Linked DNA regions of Homo sapiens: all the other regions are linked to region 2. A link is a contact called in ENCODE Hi-C or POLR2A ChIA-PET data. All regions are on one chromosome and are shown on one strand. The core of a region is the stretch at or near the end of the contact, and the rest is flanking DNA. Distances in the headings are between cores, read along the strand shown. Region 1 has its middle 38 kb from the start of USP3. Region 2 holds the start of TPM1-AS (TPM1 antisense RNA). Region 3 overlaps USP3 (ubiquitin specific peptidase 3).

What was found. Hi-C counts contacts between places; a loop is a spot of excess contacts on that map. ChIA-PET counts read pairs that join two places held with the same protein, here RNA polymerase II (POLR2A). Pooled maps may share reads with other maps.
Region 1: a loop to region 2 is called in a pooled map, with 5 times the contacts of the local background. The contact joins the enhancer-like site here to the promoter of TPM1-AS in region 2. A Hi-C loop is called at or near these places in 5 of 50 pooled maps. POLR2A ChIA-PET finds 5 or more read pairs at or near these places in 2 of 52 experiments (A549 and K562).
Region 3: a loop to region 2 is called in a pooled map, with 4 times the contacts of the local background. The contact joins the enhancer-like site here to the promoter of TPM1-AS in region 2. A Hi-C loop is called at or near these places in 1 of 50 pooled maps. POLR2A ChIA-PET finds 5 or more read pairs at or near these places in 2 of 52 experiments (PC-9 and activated CD4-positive, alpha-beta T cell).

Annotation. Positions count from the first base shown.
Region 1 is chr15:63,465,550-63,468,249 of GRCh38, forward strand. No RefSeq gene overlaps it. Among named protein-coding and RNA genes, the nearest start is that of USP3, 38 kb to the right of the region's middle. Within about 2 kb of position 1,447, at least 3 of the 41 ENCODE cell types and tissues checked have a DNase peak (open chromatin) inside an H3K27ac peak, as active enhancers do.
Region 2 is chr15:63,048,137-63,050,836 of GRCh38, forward strand. TPM1-AS (TPM1 antisense RNA) reads right to left here and starts at 1,251. Exons shown (of 2, transcript NR_147233.2): 1 at 705-1,251; 2 at 1-559. All of the region lies in intron 2 of TPM1 (tropomyosin 1), which reads left to right. RefSeq lists a silencer at 58-717.
Region 3 is chr15:63,534,981-63,537,680 of GRCh38, forward strand. USP3 (ubiquitin specific peptidase 3) reads left to right here. Exons shown (of 15, transcript NM_006537.4): 3 at 2,045-2,176. Among named protein-coding and RNA genes, the nearest start is that of USP3, 32 kb to the left of the region's middle. Within about 2 kb of position 1,376, at least 2 of the 41 ENCODE cell types and tissues checked have a DNase peak (open chromatin) inside an H3K27ac peak, as active enhancers do.

The DNA.
Region 1 (2,700 bases), core at 197-2,696, 420 kb after region 2:
TTTTCAAAAATGCCTTGAAGCAACAATATTCAATGTACCTGATGTTGCAGCAAAATTGATTTACTGATACAATATTGGTGGCATTCGAAATTAGTAATAGTTCCTTTGGGAACTAATATGGAAACACATAGGAAGAACTATATCCATGATTATTCAGAAGTAATGCAATAAAAATCTGCATAAAGAGGCCAGCACAGTGGCTCACGCCTGTAATCCCAGCACTTTGTGAAGCCAAAGCAGGAAGATCACCTGAGGTCAGGAGTTCGAGACCAGCCTGGCCAACATGGTGAAACCCCGTCTCTACTAAAAATACAAAAATTAGCCAGGGGTGATGGCGGGCTCCTGTAGTCCCAGCTACTCAGGAGGCTGATGCAGGAGAATAGCTTGAACACGGGAGTTGGAGGTTGCCGTGAGCCGAGATCACACCAACGTACTCCAGCCTGGGCGACAGAGCGAGACTCCATCTCAAAAAAAAAAAAAAGCCTCCATAAAGAAGTCAACATCAACAATATCTATTGTAGCAAAAAAAAAAAAATACTAAACTTGAGGGAATTGCTATATAGATTTTGATACAGCCACACATTTGCCTCTTATACAGCAATAAGGATAACTGTGCAGATTGATAGCAGTGTAGAGATGTTTATTATCAGTCAAATACAACAAACTTCAGGATCACATAGGCATTATGATTATAGCTCTGCTAAAAGTGTGCATACGCATCTGAAAGGGCTGGAAGGTATTGAAATAAAATTGGCTGTAGTGTTTGAGAGGCAAAATAGTATGGTTTAAATTACTTTTAATTTTCTGTTTATCTCCAACTAAATAAAAGAAAGCATATCAGTTGAAAAAGAATTAACCTTATCACCAATGTTTCCCACTAGACAATGAGAGCAGGAACCCTGCCTGTCTCTTTCAACAGCGTTTGCCAGAGCATGTGTCTGCCACATGGTAGGCGCTCTGTAAATATTTGTGGACTGATTGACCACTGCTGTCAGCCTCTCTGAACCGGTTTAGTAAATTGCTGATATAGACCTCCTGTTTTCACAAAGATCCTTCTTGCCATCACCTCCACAGTCTCAAAAAGCACCTTCATTTACAAGCAGGCTTTCAAAACCCAGCATCTTCCTCTCTCTCAGTGTCACTGGCAGAAGGAGGACATCACCTTAAAGTACCAGACTCTAGGGCCAGCCTGTGTTGGGAGAACCCCCCCGCCCCTTCTCTTGCAGCTTCCCCCGGGGGGGACAGATCTTCATGGGGACACAAGGGAGAGTAGCTTGATCCCTAAATCATCTGGACACTAACATTTTGCACCAGAAGATGGCAGTCTACACACCTCCTTATGGTGCAGAACCCACACCTTCCTTGACACTTTGACAGTTAATTGTTCAAGTCAAGTTACTCAGCCTACCCTCCACAAAGGTGGGCCAGGGTGAGGGTGTGACAAGGATGGCCAGGGCCTCAGGCCAAGATCAGGAACAGATGTAGGCAACTGATGCCTGCTGTGCCTGATGCTGGGAGAGATGGCACCTCCCACGTTTCACATTTCACAGCTGGGGAAACCAAGCTTCACAGAGGCTAAGACACTGCCAAGTCCCCCACTCCTAGTAGAGAAACACTGCCCAGACCCGAGCCCCGCTCTCCTTACCCAGCACCCACCCTCCTTCCACCATACCGTACTGCCTGCCAGCTCTCCAGCAACAGGAGTCTGTGAAAAAATGGGCAAGGATGTTTCTGAACCCATGGTTAAATGCTTTTAAAAATCACCATGTCAAATTATAAAATTGATCAAACCCTTTGACCTTGGAATACCACTTTGGGAAATATGTTCCAAGGAAACAAAATATGAAATACATATTTATAAATAAGTTTATAAAATATAAAAATGAAACAAAAGCACATATAGAGTTGTGTAGAACTGAGCTTGATACTGCAGTTAAAACCAGAGGCAGCCCAGATGCCCGACCGTGGGGAAAATTGTGCCGTGGTCATTATACTCACACTGGAAATGGCTGTCATGCAGATTAGCACCGACGTCCAGCCTGTCACGTGGGGACTGTTATACTAGTTGTTAAAATAAGTATTTTCATACCAACTGGTAAATAGTAGAGCCAGAGTGTCCTCCAAGCCTCCCTTGCCCCTCTACTGGGATCCTCCTGAACTCCCCCTGATCTAGCAACTAAATAGTAAATGCCTGGCCCAGCAGCCTCCAGGATCCCACATGAAGCAGTGGTCAATGAACATCTTAGTACTAGTTATTAGATATTTTTTAAACCTCCCCTGGCTAAGATTCTGTATACTCATGGAAAAGCGACCTTATTTTGGAATGGGACAAGATATAGGAATATATAAAGAAAGACATTATGTGACTTAACGGTAAGTAAAAAGAAGCAGAAATTAATACAAGGAATAGCAGTGAGGCAAATTTTATTTGTATAAACAAGAGTTTCTAAGAAGCCACAGAGTCTAAATATTTGGTAAACTAGGAGAGGGGAGATTTGAAAAATTTTGTCAGTAGCCTATTTAACAACCTTTCCCCTATTTCCTTCTTAAAAGAAAGTTGCACGGTGGCTCACACCTGTAATCCCTGCACTTTGGGAGGCTGAGGCGGGAGGATCACCAGGTCAGGAGATTGAGACCATCCTGGCTAACACGATGAAACCCCATCTCTACTAAAAATACAAAAAATTAGCTGGGCGTGGT
Region 2 (2,700 bases), core at 1-2,500:
AGCAGGAGTCGCTATTGCCCTTAGCAGCCAGCTCCGTTACCCCGGGTCACCACCGCGCCGCGGAGGGGCCCTAGAAGTGGAAGCCAGAGCCCTAGTGCAGTGGCCTCCCGGAGCGCCCAGCTCACCAGGTACCCCCGCAGCGCGCCGGGAGCGCCTTTCTCCCCGCCGCCGCGAGCATGCGCAGTGCCCCCAGCCAGTCCCGGGATCCACGGCGCGCGCCCCTCCCAGCCGCGCGCGCCCGCCTGCGGTTTGTCTGCGCAGCCCTGGAGGCTGCGACTTCCGGACTGCTCCTGGCCGCAGGGGGCGCCGCCATCGCACAGAGAGGCCTGGGCGGGGCGGACCGGCGCTGGGCAGCCAGGACAGCCGCGGCAGCCGGGTCCGCAGGGCAGCAGCCGGCCTCTCCCACTGCAGCCCTCCCGCCCGCCTACCGTCCGGCGCGATGGCGGGGAGTAGCTCGCTGGAGGCGGTGCGCAGGAAGATCCGGAGCCTGCAGGAGCAGGCGGACGCCGCTGAGGAGCGCGCGGGCACCCTGCAGCGCGAGCTGGACCACGAGAGGAAGCTGAGGGAGACCGTAAGGGATACACCCATCACCCCGCAGCCCCCAGAGGCGCATCCTCCCGGGGCAGCCCCGCAGGGCCCTCCTGCTTCCCCCCCCGCAGGCCCCGGTCCCTCGTCCCCACGCCTCCAGGGCGCACCTGGCGCACCTGGGCCAGCTGGCGGCGGGCTCTGGGGAGGGGCCCGGCCTGTTCTCCTGAGCCTTTGTTTTCCATCTCGCTGATCCAAAGTAAACGCTCCCAGGGGAAACGGGTGGTGTTGAGAAGGTTCTGGAAGGAGCATTTTCCCAGGAAGGGTCTGTTTCTGGGGTGGTGGCTTTCAGTCGTGTCTGTGCGTCCCCGGGAGGTGCACTTTGCGCTGCTGGCTTGCTTTACTCTGAGAGTGGAGAGGGAGGAGGTCCTTCCTCTTGGAGATCCGTACTTTGAGAAGGGGCGCCGACAGGTCAAGTGGGAGAGGCACTGTGGACTTGGGGCCCGGGGATGCTACACTCCGCCGTTCCCGTCGACCCTGTGGTTTCCCGGCGGCCTGTGTCTCCGAGGCGGTAGACAGACATTGACAGCTTGACAGCGCCGCGTTCTGCTGGAAGAGCTAAACTATAGTGCAAAACCCTTAACCCGTCCCTTTTTTCAGCAGTCCTCCTCCCCTTTTCTCTCATACAGATAGATAATGCTTTGTTACCAAGTCTTGGAAAAAGTTGGCGAAATGTCAACAGTTATTGGGTGTATTCTCTTGCGGGCTTCCCCTCCCCCTTGTTAAATGTAATACCTGGCTTCCTTCCTTTCTTCTAAGGCAAATGTATCCAGCAAACACGAACAGGATTTCAGAGGTAGTCTAGTATTGGATATTTGTCGATTTTGTGTGTGTGTGTTTTTAATGAAGATACTGAAACAAACACCTTGGGAGTTTTATGACAATTGATAGTATGATGTCCTGCTGTGCTTAATATACGGGGTTGTTCTGAGTTGAGTAAATCGTTCTAGTTAAGTGTTTGTAAATGGCTGTATGGCTGGCCACAGAAACTTCAAGACCTGAAATGGTCCTCTTCAGAGGAAAGCTCAACTAGAGAAAGTTTCAGATAAAATACAAGCAGGAATAAGGAAATTAATAGGCAAAAGATAATTCTCAGTATTTGCTTTATAGGACGAGTCAGCAAAAGTCCTGTGGATATCCCTGAACTTGGCTGGGTGGTAAACTAATTCCGACTCCCTTACTCGCTAGTAGCTGTCCTTGAACCATTAGAACTATATAGAATATGATGGATAAAAACAAGAACTTTGGACCCAGACTGTCAGAACTTGAATCCTGTCTCCACTACTTACTAGCAGTGGGCAAGTTACTTAATCTCTGTGTTTCAGTTCCCTGTGTGTAAAGTGTGGATAGTAACAGCATCTACCTGTCGGTTAAAGGAGTTACTATGTAAAGACAGTACACTGATGCTTGGCGCAAAAGGGTAAGTGCTGTGTGCCCGCTGTCATTAAAACTGCACAGCCCTGGCAGCCCAGTGCTCCTTCACCTTCAGTTCCCCACCCAGCAAGAGGTCTTAAAGATGGCCTGCTCATTTCATGACATCATAAAACACTTCATTTACTGCTTTTAATCAACATTTGTTGGGGCGGGGGGCTTGAATGAAGAGGAAGTGGGCGGGCTGGTAGGCATGTTTGATGGGTTAAAGTGGTATCAGTGGTAGAAGTCTGAGGTCTCCTCACCCTGCTAAGAAAGAGTATGTGTGACCCTATGCAGGAGAGCCTTGTATTGGCTCCTGGCCTAGTGATTGATGTTAGACACAAAAGATAAATTTTATGAAGGGCACATTATTACTTTTATTCTTACCTTCTCTTTTGCACGTCGTTTTTATAACAGAACTCTTCCTGTGCCAGTTGGCTAAAGATAGTACTTTCGTTCTTTTCACGGCTTTATATCAAAAGTAGTTTAAGTAGTTTCAATTTTTTTAAGTAATCTTTGCAAACAATCTACCTGGGTGATTGATTGAACACAGAACCTTTTAAGACAGCAACTTGAAGACTGGATCAGACCATTGAAGAGAGACTTTCAGGCTGCAAGTTGTTCCTAACTTCTGAAATTGGAACTTAAATGTAGCTGACTTAGGTATTTAGATGTAGCTTGGGCTGTGAGTTAAGCTAGCAG
Region 3 (2,700 bases), core at 126-2,625, 490 kb after region 2:
CAGTGGAGTGGGGTGATCTCGGCTCACTGCAACCTCTGCCTCCTGGGTTCAAGTGATTCTCATGCCTCAGCCTCCCAAGTAGTGGGATTACAGGCATGTGCCACCAACCATGGCTAATTGTTGTATTTTTAGTAGAGATGGGGTTTCACCATGTTGGCCAGGCAAGTTTCAAACTCCTGACCTCAAGTGATCTGCCTGCCTTAGCCTCCCAAAGTGTTGAGATTACAGGCGTGAGCCACTGCACCCAGCCTTACATTTTATTAAATAGCGTTTCTTGACCTATACAGTTACATGTTATCTTGAAATATGTGCTAAATGTGCCCACCTTCTAAGCAATTGTTGTTTGGATTCTGAATGAGTAGTAGTTAAGCACAGAAAGAAGAATGCTAATAAAATGATTGCTAACATTCATTTGTTATGAACTATGGATTATGTAATCACCTAACAACCCATGAGACACAAAGTACTATTACGTCCATTTTACAAATGAGAAAACAAGTACAGAGAGGTTAAATAATTCATCCAAGCTCTCATGGCCAGGATGTGATAAAGCCTAATTTTGAATCCAGGCAGTCTAGTTTTTGAGCTTATCCTCTTAATCATTATTTGACTCTAAAATTCATTTTAGTACAGTTTTATGAACAGAGGACTCAGGTATATGCAAAAGTGTAAAGTACAGGGAAAAAATGGAGAAAGAACGTGATCACATTCCAAGTTGAGGTTAATAGTGCCTTGAATGTGCCCAGTTTTCCTGGGTAGAGGGGCTAGGTTTGAAGTTGATCCTTCCCAGTTACGGTAACTCTCCTACTTCCTCCAAGGTAAGTGTTTTTCCTGGTGCAGTTAAGGTGCCTCATGATGAAAATGTCATCTAACTCTCTGCATCTGTTTATTTTGGTACCATTTAACCAACATTTGTTTTGACTGAGTTTTCAAGTAGGCCTTGCCTTCCACACATTGGCTGCTTTCTAGGAACTGGGAAATGTTGCTTCTTAAGGGTCTTCACGTTGGTGGTTAGTGACAGAATTGTGCAGTCTCTAGACGAAGGTGTAGATGGATTTGGGTGTACACCATGTGCATATGGAGCCTTATTTCAGTTTCATTGTGCCTGCTGTAATACTAAATCTGAGTTGGAATGTGTTACACAATTTTTATGAACATAATCAACTTTTGATTATCTTTGTCCATGTAGAGAAATAGCAGTTTTTGTAAGCTTAAGGTGATTTGTGTTTTGTTTGGATTATTTCTAAACAAACATGTTTCCATATGAGAGGAGCTGATTATTCAGGCATTCAAATAAAAGACTGGAAGCTATATTGGTGAGAGATGGAACATTGTCCTGTTTCTCTGACTCTCACACTTTATGTTAAGCAGCAACTTGAGCAGAGTCTATGGCCCTGTGGGAAGTGGCTGAGTAATTTACTTAACAGAGCTTGTCTTTGATAATAGCCCAAGTTGGGGGTTAGTGGTCTGAGAGAAAAAAAAAAAAAGCTATAGTGAAAGCAGCAGCAAAGGAGTTTATAAATAATATCTATGGTACTGAAACCAATTTGCATAGATTATGCCTTTCCTTGCCTGAGCCTACTCTTGTATATAATTAAAAGTTGACTATAGTATTTGGTTGCAAAAAAGGAGCATAGGCGGGTGGATCATGAGGTCAGGAGATCAAGACCATCCTGGCTAACATGATGAAATCCCATCTCTATTAAAAATACAAAAAAAAAAAATTAGCTGGGTGTGATGGTGGGCGCCTGTAGTCCCAGCTACTCGGGAGGCTGAGGCAGGAGAATGGTGTGAACCTAGGAGGTGGAGCTTGCAGTGAGCCAAGATCGTGCCACTGCACTCCAGCCTGGGCAACAGAGCGAGACTCCGTCTCAAAAAAAAAAAAGAGCATATTTTAAGTATTCAGTATAATAAATCACTACATGATTGACTGCTGTTATAGGATTTCTTTATTTTGATTTGATTAATATTTAATTTCATCATTTCCTACTCCTTTAATTTCCAAAGCAATATTTAAAGTAAATTTTCATTTGGTTTTTGTAAGGTATGTGAATGGCCATGCAAAAAAACATTATGAAGATGCACAAGTACCTTTAACCAACCATAAGAAATCAGAAAAGCAAGATAAAGTTCAGCACACAGTATGTATGGATTGCAGTAGCTACAGTACATACTGGTAAGTTAACATTTTCTGGAAATGAGATTTCTTACTGTGTGCAAGTGTGCTCTCCTCCCCTCCCTTCCCTCAGTCTCTAAGCCAGTTACTACTGCTGTTACCTCCTTTTACAACTGTTAGGATTCACGGAGGACTGGAGCCATTGGGAACGCCTATCTTTATTCATTCAGATTTTACTTTGCATTGTTCCTTTCAACTTCTAGGCCTCCTTTTCTCTCCCACCTCCCGTTCCTCATCCATCCTAGCTTCAAGGAAATAGATCTATTTCTTTGTTATTATAATTTCTTTTTCTTGTGTTATTTTAAATTGAAGAACAATGTGATAACCCATGTTCAAAATAACTCAACAAACCCATGTTCCTCCTGTCCCTGGTCCAGTTAACATTTTTGTCATATAATCTTAAAAATTTTAACTGCTTTGTTTAAAAAAAAATTATTCTGACAGTCTCCCTTCTCCCAGTGCAGTTCCACGCTCCTCTTCTACTCCCCCAAAGGTGAATGTCAAGAATTTGGTACGTAGCTTTC